2 separate regions of the Homo sapiens genome follow, and region 2 is linked to region 1. Evidence: chromatin loops called from intact Hi-C (ENCODE). Cell type or tissue: ovary. All regions are shown on one strand.

What was found. Hi-C counts contacts between places; a loop is a spot of excess contacts. Peaks named below come from ENCODE experiments on the same cell type or tissue, not always from the same donor. Only the 100,000 strongest peaks of a DNase experiment are listed, where the experiment ranks them.
Region 2: a loop joins it to region 1, with 4 times the contacts of the local background. A loop is called at or near these places in 76 of 110 quality-filtered maps.

The regions. Positions count from the first base shown.
Region 1 is chr22:17,056,981-17,059,480 of GRCh38, forward strand. It overlaps CECR7 (cat eye syndrome chromosome region, candidate 7), which reads left to right. Exons shown (of 4, transcript NR_152826.1): 4 at 537-2,500. Among named protein-coding and RNA genes, the nearest start is that of CECR7, 22 kb to the left of the region's middle. RefSeq lists enhancers at 1-44, 1,049-1,549. In ovary, a CTCF peak has its summit at 1,411 (motif pointing left); a DNase peak (open chromatin) is centred at 1,381.
Region 2 is chr22:16,916,534-16,919,033 of GRCh38, forward strand. No RefSeq gene overlaps it. Among named protein-coding and RNA genes, the nearest start is that of GAB4, 90 kb to the right of the region's middle. RefSeq lists a silencer at 1,125-1,174. In ovary, no CTCF peak of the experiment used is centred here; a DNase peak (open chromatin) is centred at 1,058.

The sequences.
Region 1 (2,500 bases):
AGCCCCTCTCCCCAGCCCTGGCCTGCTGCCACCCGACCCCCTCACCAGGGAGCCCCTGCACATCCAGTTGAGCCCAGATGGCATTCCTTTAGGAAACCTCCTCGACACTCCGAAGTCCAGATCGCAGGCCCCACCTGGAATGCTCTCCTTGCAGCCTGTTCGAAGACTCATGAGACCGTGCTGCACACTGGACTTCAACCATGAGCTTCACCGTCTGTCTCTTCCTTCACTACCTTCGCTCTGCACTAGGCCATAAGCTCTGTAGGAGAAGGAACTCATCACAGTGCCTGCCCCAGACAGGTTGTTCATAAGCACGTATTGAAATATAGAATTCCCAGGCACCTCCAACAGAGAGACTGGACCTTGTGAGACCCAACAAGAAGCCAGTATTTCAGAACTGATGAAAAATAGCAAGGATCTAGATTAGGGGGTATAGTGGGAATGAAATGGGGGACTGGGTGATGCCCCATATTTGTCAACGACTCATAGTCTTTCTCCAGAGATGTCTTCCTCCCCTGTGTTCTTTGTCTCATCAGCTGCCACCAGCACTCACTCCAGCCACTAAAGCCAGAAAGTTGAAAGACCTCTGCCCTCATCCGGCCCAGCCCCCATCCAGCCAAAGACCTGTCATTTCAACCTCACGCCCACCCCGCTTTCCACTCCCACTGCTCCTGCCTTAGTTCAGACCACCACCGTCGCTCTCCTACCCAGTTCAAGCCAAGCTGACCTGGCCAGTGGCCTTCAGGCCTTCCCTTCTCCATCCTGCCATGTCCATCCTCCACAGGCAGAACAGGAAGCTGTCATGTAAAAGTGCAGGTCTGCTTTGGTCCTTCTCCTAAACCCTTCAGTGGCTTCCCGGTTCCCTTTGGGTCCTGGTACAGATTCCTTAGCATGGCCAGGGAGGACAGCCCTCCATGATCCTCCCCTCCCTGAGATGTTCCTCCTGCCCCAGCACCCTGTGTTTGAGCCCAAGCCCGCCCTGTGGTGTCACGGGAGGCCCAGCTCCTCTGCCTGGGGTGCCTTGCCTGGCCTAGGAACTGGGAAAACTTACCTGCTTCCAAGACTCAGCTCTAGCACCTCTTCCTGCTGGGTGTTTTCCGATGCCCCCCCTCTCGCCACCTCATGGGGACCCCACAGTCCCCTGAAGAGCCTTCTGCCCCAGTGCCTCACCCCACTCTTTAGACCTGTTTCTGTTTCCATGGCTGCCTTGCCTTCTTAGACCACGGGCTCCTGCAGAGCGGGACCCCATATCTCAGTCGGCTTTGCATTCCCAGTGCCTGGCCGAAACTGAGGCTGGAATGGTCTCCTATTCCATAAGCTCTCAATAACCCTTGAAAAATGACTGGAATCCTGGACAGCGCCAAGGCAGCAACTGGGATGGGAGAGTGATCTGCTGCCCTCTCCTGGCAATGTGAGGAATTGTCCTAAGCACAGACAACTCCCTCCCTGCCTTGCACAAGTGCAGGATGGGGGAAACTGGAAAAGGAGCTGATGGAGGATTGGGGAGGTGGATGCTGTCTAAGGAGACAAACTGAATTGAGGGGTTGCTGGGACTCGGCCGGCTCACATGCTATTCCCATGTCATGGGCCCAGGGGCCAAGTCAGTGCTTCCAAAGGAGGGTGCATCCTGAGAGAGGCTCTGGCTCCCCCAACAAAACCCTAAACTCTTGAAGGACATCTTCCTTCTCAGTATACCCTATTGCTGTGTTGTTGTAACTATCACTGTAACTTTTATTCACTTCAGTGGGCGATCACTGAGTTTTTCCTCCATTGTTGTAAAACATGTGTTTTGCTCTTGTGTGTAAAATGACTGTGAATTTAGCCACTGCCTTCTCCTGATTTTAACTCAGCTTTCTACTGCTAGGAGGTTATCTCTGTTCTGGGTTTCTCAGCTTTCTATCAAAACCCAAATACTGTCATTCCTCGGTATCCGTAGGGGATTGGTTCCAGGAACCTCCCTTGAAGATACCAACATTGCAGGTGCCCAAGCCCCTGATAGAGAACAGCGCAGCATTTGCAGACAACCTATGTACACACTGCATGCACTTTCAATCAGCTCTAGATTACTTCTGATACCTAATTCAATGTAAATGCTGTGTCAGTAGTTGTCTAGGGAATAATGACAAGAAGAAAATTTTGTACATGTTCAGTACGTAGGAAAAAGAAAGAGAGATCAGACTGTCACTGTGTCTATGTAGAAAGGGAAGACATAAGAGATTCCATTTTGAAAAAGACCTGTACTTTAAACAGTTGCTTTGCTGAGATGTTGTTAATTTGTAGCTTTGCCCCAGCCACTTTGCCTTAGCCACTTTGACCCAACCTGGAGCTCACAAAAATATGTGTTGTATAAAATCAAGGTTTAAGGGATCTAGGGCTGTGCAGGATATGCCTTGTTAACAAAATGTTTACAAGCAGTATACTTGGTAAAGGTCATCGCCATTCTCTAGTCTCAATAAAACAGGAGCACAGTGCACTGCGGAAAGCCGCAGGGACCTCTGCC
Region 2 (2,500 bases), 140 kb before region 1:
AGAAATTTGATTAAAGGCTCACAGTAAACTGTAGAAAACTATGTCAATTTTATTTACTCTTTTCTCATTAAATTTCGTAACTTTTGTGCACTTGACTTTTTCTTATGTTATTAACCAATTCAAACCTGCTTCTTATTCTTCAAAAAGTGAGACTCCTAAATAATCATACTAGTGAACAATAGAAACATCAGAGGCTGAAGGAAAAGAAAAAGAAAACACAATCAGCCTAACTAAAGTAGAACGAGATGGTGCATCATATTGTAAGTTTTAAATAATTATTCTGAAAGGGTATTAAATGAGGAATCAGTTCTATCTATAATTAAAAACAAACTTGAATTGCAGGGAAGTGACTAACAATAAAAAAATTTGTCAGGTTTTCTTTTACTAAAGGTCAATTCTTGAAAATGTTGTTTTTGCAAAGTATTCCTTAAGAAGCTTGAATTTAAGATAGTCTTGCTATTTCCTATGAAACTTAGTAATACATCGTTAAGAAGGTTACCATTGTGATTTTTAAAAATCTCATGATCTGTTGCTGTACATAAATATAAATTGTGAAATTTTGTAGAAATCTTTTTTAGTCAGAAAAGAGCTTTGAAATTACTCTTTATTACCTATAGACTTAAAGGATAATATTACTAATTCTGATTAGAAACCTCCCTTTCTTATCTGTTGACACATTATGCCAAGGCTTTCACAACAGCAGACAAAGCTGGTCACTCCACAGTGGACACAGATCAGAAGGTGTCACAACCACCTCCATTCGGATCTAGGTGTGCGGCAGGCCTCTGCCTCTGAGTGTCTCTAACATGAACCATGGTCACCTGAATGAGGGAGGACTTATACAGGTGGGGTTTATTATGGCTGTGTCTCCTTTTCCTGATGCGGTTAGTTTGGGGTCCATAAAACTGGGAGCAACTGCATTATTCGTAAGACTTGGCAAGAGTCTTAGAAGTGGAACTGTTTGTGTTCATGACCCTGGAGTCAGTGTTTGGGGTGGACACTGTGATCCGATTTGTACGGGATTGGAATGACTTGCGGGCTCATCAAGGAAAAAGAGATGGCCACAGGGGGGCAGTCGCACACATGACTTTATTGGGTGACGTTTTGTCAGGTTTGCAGAGAGAAGCCCCTCCCAGCAGGAATCTGTGCAGAGAATAAGCTGCCAGGCTTGCTTCTCGAAACGATGGGACACTGGACAAGGGGCTGTGTGTCTAGGGGACGCCTCACAGCAGCACAGTGGGGAGTTTCTGGTTTAAGGTTTTCATAACTGGGGTTTATCTTACTGCGAGTAGATGTGGTTGAAATTTTCTGGACATGCAAAGTAAGTATTTTCTAAAAGGCTAAAAGTATTCTTCTTTGGGCTGTTGTTAAAATAATTGCATTGTAAAATTTGAGTTTGGAACAGGCCATTAGGAAGTAAACACAGTTTTGGCCGGGCCCGGTGGCTCACGCCTGTAATCCCAGCACTTTGGGAGGCCAAGGTGTGCGGATCACAAGGTCAGGAGTTGGAGACCAGCCTGACCAACATGGTGAAACCGCGTCTCTACTAAAAATACAAAAATTAGCTTGGCATGGTGGCACGTGCCTGTAGTCCCAGCTACTCGGGAGGCTGAGGCAGGAGAATTGCTTGAACCCGTGAGGCGGAGGTTGCATTGAGCCAAGATCACGCCATTGCACTCCAGCCTGGTTGACAGAGTGAGACTCCGTCTCAAAAAAAAAAGAAGTAAACACAGTTTTGAAATAAACAACATGGGGGCCAGGACCCACAGGCCATCTTTAGCTCATTTCTATGTCACTGTTTCTAATTCTGTAGACTTTGTTCTACAGACGGCATTAGTCCATATTTTCCAAACCAACACTACCATGGATGAGGTTGAGTAACACAGAGGCCTGTTCCCCACTTGGGGCACAATGAAGGTTCTTTTTGTTAAAGGGGAGAGTTTATCTTTGCATGCAAGCCACCCACTGAGCATCCCTTCGTGAAGCTGCAGGTCCTGTGACTGGATTCCTGGCTGCAAGGCACCGGGGGTTGAAGCTGTCTGCATTATCTCACTAACTGTAAATTGTCACTCACTGGAGAATATATTCACAGATAAATATTCTGGAACACAGACAGCTCAGGGAATGAAGGCTTCATGAATGTGTATCTTCTGCTTCTGAGAATTCATCTCTCCGGCACTGGAAGAAACAGGGTTGTTCATATGTTGTACCTTCAGACCGTGTTCTAGACCTGTCTAAGCTGACCCTGTTTCCAAATATTTGAGTTATTGTTCTTTACTTTTCCTTGGAAAAAATGTTTAGAAATCCTATAAAACTATATACACAGCTGTGGGAATAAGTGGTGAGTTTTTCCTCTGTGCTTGCTAATCTTTCTGCAGGGCCCACCTCACCTACCAACAAACTGCAGAAAGGGAAGCAATGATTCTCTTTCCTTCCTGAGCATTCTGTGTCCACGTCACTTCAATCTCTGTCTCTGTCTTCAAATCACCTTCTCTTCTGC